Regions from separate parts of the Homo sapiens genome. Here region 1 is linked to region 2. Evidence: read pairs that join two places in POLR2A ChIA-PET (ENCODE). Cell type or tissue: PC-3. All regions are shown on one strand.

Evidence for each region. ChIA-PET counts read pairs that join two places held together with the same protein. Peaks named below come from ENCODE experiments on the same cell type or tissue, not always from the same donor. Only the 100,000 strongest peaks of a DNase experiment are listed, where the experiment ranks them.
Region 1: POLR2A ChIA-PET joins it to region 2 with 8 read pairs; 2 of 35 experiments call an interaction of 5 or more read pairs at or near these places.

The regions. Positions count from the first base shown.
Region 1 is chr3:169,606,666-169,611,665 of GRCh38, reverse strand. All of the region lies in intron 1 of MECOM (MDS1 and EVI1 complex locus), which reads left to right. Among named protein-coding and RNA genes, the nearest start is that of MECOM, 55 kb to the left of the region's middle. In PC-3, no CTCF peak of the experiment used is centred here; no DNase peak of the experiment used is centred here.
Region 2 is chr3:169,450,092-169,455,091 of GRCh38, reverse strand. All of the region lies in intron 1 of MECOM (MDS1 and EVI1 complex locus), which reads left to right. All of the region lies in intron 1 of MECOM-AS1 (MECOM antisense RNA 1), which reads right to left. Among named protein-coding and RNA genes, the nearest start is that of MECOM-AS1, 4.7 kb to the right of the region's middle. In PC-3, no CTCF peak of the experiment used is centred here; a DNase peak (open chromatin) is centred at 61; H3K27ac peaks cover 1,329 bases.

The DNA of each region.
Region 1 (5,000 bases), 160 kb before region 2:
TATAGTGATTTTGAGGTCCAGAGATTATTAGCTGTTATAGGAACGCTCTTTAAGTCAGAAGGAAAGCAATGGAAACAGGACATGTTAATATTCTTTTTGCCATTGTTTGTATGCTACTACGTGCAACTAAAAACTGAAGCTTATGAAACACTTCCACTCCTCACAACTGCCTGACTTGCTTGTTTGCCCATGTTGGTGTTTATTCCATCATTCATTCATTCATCAGACATTGATGCACCCTCAGAAAAGACAGGGTTAGGGGGACAAAATGTGTGAATGGAAGCGTTCCTCCGCATGGTTGAGAGCTGCAGGATCCCACAGACAAGTCAGCTGAGGCAGAAGTACAAGGCCTGTATTATGATTCGGCATAATGTACAAATTGCATTGGAAGAGACAGTGGCAGTGCCCGAGGCACTATCTGTCACTCTTGGTGAATTTGCAAATGCCTATCATAGAGGCAGTTTCCCAAGAGACAGAATGGTATCCTTTGGGCAAGGTTTCCTAAGCTTAGAACCACCTGAAGCATGTGTTAAAAACCGCAGCAGCAGCAGTATCAACAAAAACAGATTTATCAGCTCCACTTCAGCTCACTGACTCAGAATCTACAGGAATGGGTAATTTTTAACAAATGCTGAAGGTGGTTTTTATCATAAGGCAAGTTTAGGAAACTCTCCTCTTAAGACCAGTAAACTGTGAAACCCACAGAGGAAACCTGAGTTTAGAGTCCCATCCTTAGCCCTATCATTACCCCACACAGACTCAGTCATCCATTCATTCAGCAAACACCTTTTGTGCATCTACTATGTGCCAGCCTTGTTCTAGAGGCTGGGGATATTGTGAATAAGACTGACAAGGTCCCTGCTCTCATAGAGCTTATATTCAGACTCACCAGTGAGAACTGAAATAACTGTGGAGTATTTCACCCAAGAAGTGTCTTCCATTATGTGGATGAGAAAGGCAGAAAGAAGCTTTGTATTCTGGAGTAATGTAGGGAAGCATTCCCTCTTATGCACATGTACACAGCAAATATGTTTCTGGTGTCCAGAAATATCTATTATACTTACTATTTGTATGAGTTTGGGAAAATTGTTTGACGCCTCTGTGCTCAGTATCCCATCTGTAAAATAGGGATATTATACACACACACACACACACACACACACACACGTAACATTACATATATATCATTTACCATACAGAGTTGTTTCAAGGATTAAATTGGTCAACACTTTCAAAGTGCTTAGACAAGAGCATGTCACATGGTAAACACACAATATTATTTGCTATTATCATCCTCATTCTCATCATTGTCATTATCATTATCATATTCTTCCCTTTCCCCCATTACATCCCATGATTCCAGTGCCACTGAGGGGAAAATATGTTTGGCAACCCTAGTAGATCGTATTCCTTTATTTACATAGGCATCCACTTTTATACATATATATGTACTGAGAACTTGCCAAATTCAGGGCTTGGAACTAGGGTGTTAGAAATGTAAAAATAAGCTAGTAATATAAAAATATAAAAATAAGTGGAGTAGTTAAGCTCAATTGACAAAAACCTGTAGTTTAGGTAGAAGGTGATTATAAGAGTACAAATAAAGTATTCCAAGGGTTCAGAATAGAAAATGATTTCTTCCAGCTTGGGGACATTTGGGAAATTGGGATATCCTTTGGGGAAATGTAGTAATCAGTATATTCTGGGAAAACATAGTAGAGAATGAATAAATAAATTCCATTGAATTTGGAATATGTTGTCCATTCTCCCTGTAACTAATGCTATCAAGATAAAGTAGAAATACCACATTTCAGAAACAGCTGGAGTAGACAGGTCTTCATAGGCTAGCTTGGAAACCTAATAGCTATTAATAATGAAATTTTAATTATACTCTGGATTCTAAACAATGAACACACAGTGATCTTTTTGACTTGCTGCTTGTTTATAAGTTGGGGATGGTCTGAATTCATTGTTGATTCAAAAGAAAACGAATAGTGTTTTAAACCTTTTATTTACAGAGACTATAATTTGTCACCTTCCTACCAACATATCTTAAATACACCAAGACCTTTTACAGAAGCTTAAACAAGGGTGTACAGCTCTTGTTTTACTCCTCTCCCACCAATCTGCTTTAGCTTATCTGGACTTTGGTATGTAATTTGGAAATTGGGCTATGTTTTCCTCACTTAAATTGCAAAAAAAAAAAAATGATTAACTGAAATAACACTGCACATTATTCAGATTTAATTATGTTTGTAATACATCACCCAGTGATATGGGGCAACTTTTTGCTGTTCACTTTCCATCATGCATTTCTCATAACATATGGTCCTCATGAAATAGTTTTGATTCAGAGTCCCCAGTAGCATATGGCAAAAAAAAGGCCCCTCAAGTCACATGCAAAGTAGAGGCTAGCCTCTGTGCCCCAGAGGAGGCTCCATTGACTGCAAGCCAGCAAGCCTGGAATCTGAATTGGTGTCAGGGTCCCACTCATCATGAAGATTTTACATTTGGTTTGGGACTTTGGAGCATGAGGCTCTGGATGTAAAAGTCAGAAGAGATATGGCTTTTGTAATGTCTGCAGAGATTCCTGTGTCGATAAGGTCAGCAGAAAGTTAATAGATTTTTATCTTCTCATCACATGAACTTAATATAGTGCAACTGTTTGGTGCGGGTGAGATGGCGTAATGGGATGAGAATCCCATCACGCGTCTCAGATTTTTCACAAAGGATGTTTTAGGTCTGTAAGTGCATTTTTGCTTAAGGCTAAAAAAATCTATTACTCATTTACATAATAAAACTGTTAAATAAAAACTTTAAATGCTGTGCAACAACTCTGGCTAAAAACAATTTTAGTCAGAGCAGAACATGTTTTTTTCCTTTGTGCAGGTTATTCAATTACATATGAGTAAGAAAAGCTTGCATTTATCGTACTTTAACAGAACGTGAGCCAGTTCAACTTAAATGCCTTTAAGCAAATGCTCAGAGCCATAAGGCAGTTCCATTAGGACTGCTTCATCCTTACACCAGACTCTTAATAACTGCCGTGTGCCTGCCCTGAAGGGAAGGTCCTTTTGCCAGGCACTGGTACATGACTGGAAACACAAATGGAGGGAGGATGGTATGTGTGAATCCTGCCACCAAGACTCGCTTTAGGAGGGGATGTGGGGAAATGTGGAAGAAAAAACACCAGGCTGACTCCAGATGCCACCTTTGAAAATCTCTAGGTCATATTACTTTCAAACCAACCTACTGACTCGAGATCTGCTTTCAAGGCCACTCTGATCAGCTGCCCGAATTGGCTGTGAGGGTGGTTTCTGCAAACTAGGGATGCTCATAGGGGTATGCAGGAAAGCTGGGAGGCTGAAATGCAAGGAAACCCATGGAGGGACAGCACCAGGTCAGACTGACTAGCAGGCCTCAGCGATCAAACACGTCACACCTGTCTTGGCCACTGGTGCAGGTGTTCTAGGTCAGCTCTCACTGTGGTTATCAATCGCTGACAGTTGACAGTTTAATTTTACACCACAAGTACCTCATTACTTGTGTAGGCACTTGAAGAACATGTGGGCACTGGATCGGATCAGTGATCAATGACAAAGGTTGCATAGGGTGCAAGTGGTAGCAGTAAAAGTGAAGGTCTCCGTGCATGAGTTGGCAGTGGTAGGGATACATGACAAGGGGAGTTTAACTGACAAACAGTCTGTCAGGTTGAAAAGAATGGAGATTTGCCAGAGAGCTGGCTGTAGATTATAAAATATATCTCTTGATTTCAGGGGAAGGAAGAGGGGATAAAACCCCACCCCAAGCAGAGCCTTCCATTCTTGAAAGCGCTTACGCAAATTTAATGAATGTGTGGGATAGTAAATTTTTATTCTACGAGTGTTTATCTCATGACATAGACGCATTCAGGTGTGTAGGGATTTAAGATTATAGCAGGATTCAGTAATGCTATTTCATAAAGGGTGTGTGTTTGTACGTGTGTGCACACATCACACCAACTTTACCAAACCAGACCCATTGCTGTTTTAGATTGTTCCATGCCAGCTTATTATGGATATTCAATAACAAGAAAGTCATTCCACGTGAGTCCTTCTATTCTTACCAATACGATTTGTGGTCAACACCACCAAAATTGATTGTTTTATAGTGGTAGGAGAAAAATAAATTTTTTCAAGTATCTTTTGTAGTGGTATTTTAATAAATTCCTTGCAATTTCCCTCTCCCCTCAACTTTTTATTTTCTAAAAAGGAGTTTCTGACTTTTTTTCTTACACAAATATTTCTGCTGGTGTTGTTATTTTATGAAGAGACATTGGCTTTAAGAAAAAAGCCACATGGCATGAGTTTTATTTCATATTATGTGCTTTGTCTGTTGGAGTAAGACTCATTAGGCACACTGTACATAGCGTGGTAGAAGGAAGATGGATATCGAGACAAAAAAACCTGAGTTTGAATTCTACCTTGGCCACTTCCTGCTGTGGCGCTTGGGAGAATTATTAACAGCTTCAAGTGTGTTGTTCATTTATAAAGATATTATATTGCCTCCGTAAGTATCTAAAAAATTAAAACTTTTTTTAAAGTATTATAATACAGGATTGTGGAAAGAGTTCAATGAGGTTAAAATGGCGGAGACTCCAAATTTTCTCCCAATATCTATTCCCCTTCTCTGTCCTTTTAATAACACTACGACTTGAGCTATACTGAGGCATATGGCTATTCAGTTATAGGCTACATTTCTAGCCTCCCTTGGAGGAAGACATGATCATGCCATTAGGATTCTGTTCAATAGAATGTGAACAGAATTATGTTTAAATTATCTGCAATTTATAAAAAGAAGCTTCCTGTCCACCTTCCCCTCTTTTCTCCCTTCCTGCAGGTGGGAAAGTAGATGGATGGTAGTGAGTCAGCTCTGACCATATGGAGGAGAACAATACCCTAGGAGATGGCAGAGCAATAAGCGAGGAGGAATCTGGAACCCTGAATGTTCTTGCAGAGCAG
Region 2 (5,000 bases):
ATTGTTTCATTCACATGATGATGTGTCATGTCCTGAATTTTATATCCTGGAAAACACGTAGTAAGTCAAACTTGCTCAGACATGATGACACTACATAGACATGGCTGATTGTAAGAGGAGACAAATGGTTTAGTCTTAGATGTGAGATAAAAATTGGGGTTACTGGCAAGCATTAAATATTTATAAAGCAGCCAATCTTTGGTAGTCATCAGGGAGTGTTTCTGTATGAGGCGTGTCAGGCTTTATAATTAGTTATGGGACTTATTATTATTTGAGTTTTTTGCCATGCTATTTTCTGCCTGTGAAGGACCATTATTTTAAATGTGTAATAAGAAGAGAAATATTGTTTGAGAAAGTGGTCACTTTTCAGTTTTTAAACTTTTGAATAATAATTTATGTGACAGACTCAATCTAGTAGTGACTTTGAATTTTTTTAAATTACATTTTCAAGGATAGTGTTACACCAAAATAAAGATCATGAACTTTAGTGTAAGATAAAAATAATTCTAAAGGTAGGTATCTTCATCTGTCTTAAAACTTTCTCCATTAGGAATAATAAAAACAAAATAAAAGACACAAAGCAAACCTCACATTTTCTTCTGGAAAACACTGTACTTTTGATTCTTAGCAGAAATGGCCTTGTGAATACTTACGGCATTTGTAAATATAACTAAGAAAGGGCTTTTTTTTTTTTTTTTTTTCCTGAAAGAAAGTTGCTACATTACCATCATAAGTTTCTAAAAACTCTTCAGGGAGAGGAAAAGAAAAAAATCCTCCAAACCTTAATAAAAGTTCCCAGCAAAACCATTAGGGATTTCAATTATGAAGCTGTTCTCAAGACTCTTGTAAAGGTTATTTGTTGAACAATTTCTCTGTAACAGTGTATGACAAATTACTCGCTTGGCACTGTAAATGATGCACAAGCCCTTTAATTAGAATATAGCACTCGATATCTTTAAGACCTTCTAACATTTCTTAGTTAATATTATTCCTCATGAGCCTTTCCAAAGAAATGAGGACTTGTTTGTAGAATCGAAATGGGTGATGGAGGAGGGTGGACAGGGACCTTGCACAGGGCTGGGAATATCCAGAAGCCACACAAAGAAAGGAAGGCTCTGACCCCAACAAGTTTTGATTGCAAAGGCGACTCTGATAACAGAGTTTTTTTTTTATTATCCATTGCTTTTAGCCTTATTTACCATCAGGCTCTCTTGCCACAAGCATGCTTTTTAGTTCTGACAGCCCTGAATTATGGCCATTGTGGGATCCTATCTCATTAACTGAAATGGGAGAATAAAACATCAAACAATCATAAAAATAGTTTGGCACTGTGAAACCACTTAGGAGCAGCTGTCAAACAGGTTGGAAGATAAACTTCTAAATAAAAAGAATAGAGACAGCTGCAGTGTCCTGCCATATGCTTCCTCGGCATTATAGACTCCTTAATAATATGAAGTGCCCGTGTTTATGCAGAATAGGCCAGACACTCCATATATGATATTGATTATGCCTTAACCCCAATTTAGTAAAGAAGTACTCCTCCTTTTCCTAATCAGATATTGCAGAAGCAGTTTTCTGAAAGAAAAAAATGTCCCTAATGCCAAGCCATATTTTATCTGCGAAGGCTGTGGCGGGAGATAGGGCTTTGTCTTGACTGTCATTGTGGCTAGGAGCCCAGTTTTAGGACAGCAAGGCCCCTCTGGGGCTCTTCTCCAGCAGTTTCCATCCAGCGATTCAAAAACATACATCTTTATCAAGCTGTTGTTGTCAGACAACATTAGATAATTAATAGGCCATTTGTCAGCCTGCACAAAACATGTTAAAATCCCAAACACAATCAGGATAAATATAGTTGCTTGCTCTCTGAAGGCTTTTTGTTCTGTCATGCAGCCATTGCAGGCAGATATTTGCTATTAAATGAGACTCATTATTAATCACATCTAATGTTAATTAATTAACCACCTCTGTATATTGAGGGCTCTCTGTGACTTTCAATTGTTTTAAGAAGCTAATTGGTAACTTAGCAGTTTACATCTAAGTTACTATTTCCCATTCCATTCATGTAAGGATTTTATTTGGTGAAATATATTTGTTTGCATTTGAGAAATTTCCCTTAAAAAGCCAGCAGTTAAAGTTCTGTGTATAACTATGCAAGAAGTGATTAGGGAATGAAAGCTATGGAAAAATATGTAGCTGCCATTGCTTTTTCTCATGCCTAGCTTATTGAAAATAATTTTTTGTTATTTTCAAACCTTACAGAAAAATAGAAATATTCAACTCTAATTTTTAGTAGATGATGAAAATAAGGATGATACCCAGGGTTAGCCAAATTAGGTATTCATTCATTCACTCACTCATTCAAGAAATATATGGCAAGTATGTGTGCTCAGCTATTGGTCAATTCCAGGCCTTGTGGGAAACCTGGCCCCTCTGAAGCCGGCGCAGAACTGCATTTTAGTTGTTTGAAACTGTGAGCTACTAGAAAGCAGGGACTTGACATCCATGATACACATCCCCTTTGTGTCTAGTACTGTGTTCCTTTACGTGGTAGATGCTGAGTTTGTATTCCTAGAACTGAATCAACAAATTCCAATACAATGTAAATATCTTCTAAATTCTGACTGACTCATGAAGGAAGATGCATAATATAATTAACAGAAATAATAATATCAACATTGATCCATCATAGATTTATGTAGTGCATTTCAGTTTACCAATGGATTTCCCATATGTTAACTTATTTAATTTTTAAAATGTTAACTTATTTAATTTAAAAATTTTTAACAATCATTTTTGTCCTACAAATAAGGGAAAGGCGTGTGTTTCCTAAGCAGTCTCAAGCTTGACCTCTATCACTTGGCCTTTCAAAGAAATCAGCTTTGCTCTGCCAGTCTACCAAGCTGTAGTTGGGCATCGGCCGTGAGTAGTGATGACCCGGCTTACCAAAGCATCTGAGAATATTGATTGATGTCTATTGGAAGATTTGATCCATTCAAAGTTTTTTTAAAAATCGATGGCTATTATTTGGGAAGGACTACCTTGAGGGATCACATATATAAAAAAGCATTACTAGAGACTAGTATTTTGAGAAGAGGAATTATTTGAACATTTCATCAGATAAACAGACAAGCAGAAGTAAGGAGAAAAACAGTTCCCCATCTTTGTGCTTTAAATTATCAGTTAGCAGTGGGGCTTTATGCCTCAGTTTAAGGCAAACCATGTCTATTTTAAACATGCTCGCAGGATAGCTTTTTTCCACATCTATTATGAAAACATTTTAATGTCTTCTGTAATTCTTATTCATATGTAATTATGAATGTCTCACTAAGCGATAGAAATTTTGTGTAAACTGTATTTTACATAGAAATAAAAATCACAAGAATCATCAATGGTATAATACACTAAAGACATCTCTCTAAAGTGTAGCATACAAAATATAATTTATAACATTGCTCATTGAGACCTAGAATATTTTCCCTCACTATCTGGAACTTCTAAGAAATAGGCATAAGAAAGAATGGGACATTTTTCCACAGTTGATGACATGGATGGTGGAGTACCTGGAGATATATGTAGTGTTAAACAAACAGGTAAACATGTAACAAGCAAACCAAAAACCCAACAGCCAAGCCAGAGCTTTCTATCTACTTTCCCTTCTCTTTATAACCACTGGAACCTCTTCACAGCTAAGATGGTTAATATTTTCATAGTACATATTCCTATTCATTTTTACAAGTAGAGTTCTTTTTATGTATAAGACTTTTCTTTACAGAATACTTTTTAAATGGGAAATAAGATGCTGCGCACTTGTGAATATCACATTTTGCTTTTTTTTTTTTCACCATCTTAAATAAAGTCTAAATGAGAGAGAGACAGAGAGAAGTATTTTCAGTCCAAATACATAGGGCATGAAAATCTCACACACACATGCATAGAACAACTTCAGAGCTTAAATTGTTTTATCCCTGTTGAAGGGCTGTTGTTGAATTATGTGTAGGGTGGAGAAAGATGACTGGATTAAAAAAATGTCCTTTAGCTAACAAAGATCTAGATTGGAATTTAACTTGAACCAGTTTGAGTGATATTCCAGAGGCTTTTATTGCTGGAAATAATATTGAATGGAAAACAGTTAAGCTAAGTGGAAATATTTTATATCATAGGATGCCATATTCTGGATTATAATTATATGGCTTTTGCATTCGGTTCCCATTATGAACTTGTGAAAGATCCTTTTCTTCTTATGCAGAGCCTTGGCCTCATTTGTAATAACAGCTCCTGATGCACAGCTTTTGTGAAAATTTCTGCTTTTACTTTTTTAAGGTAAACTCAGTGGTATGTACGTGTAAGGAAGTAGGGAGATTGGCCACGTTGACTAAATCCATTGTCAGGATCTGTGTGTTTTCACGCTCTCTCTCTGAGGTAAAGAATGAAGGCTCCCTTCAAGAGAACACAGCGTGACTACTCCAACTGTCTTCTCTGGCCTCTTTTTTGTCATCATTTTTTTTTTTTCGTTTTGTCCTGAAGATGTAAGCTGCTGTTGTCTAGAGGGAGTGGAAAAGGTTTTTCTTAGGGATGTTAATTTCAAGGCTGAGTAGTTTCCAGTCACCAGGCCTTGCTGGAAGTTTCCTTCAAGATTTGCTTGGAGGCAGCAGGGGCCTATTTGTCTCACCTGCAAGGAACATGGCCTTAAAAAAAATAACAAGAACTTTTGGAAGCTTTTTTAATTAGCACCTTGGAGTCTTTGGCTTTAGACTGCTGATTTGTTAATTCTTGTGGTGATTTTCTTCCTGGTGCTGTGTGTTTAAAGTACTAAATCGTGAATTTCCCGTACAGTCTTCAAAGCTTTTCACTCAAGTGGCCAAATAGGTTTACGTTAGTGTCTTGAGCATGACACATATTTCAGAAATAATATTTGTTCTGGCATAGCCTAATAACTATAAAATTGAGATGCAAACCAGAAAAAATTTCTTTAAAGTCCGTAATGCCATTTTAGAGGGAAA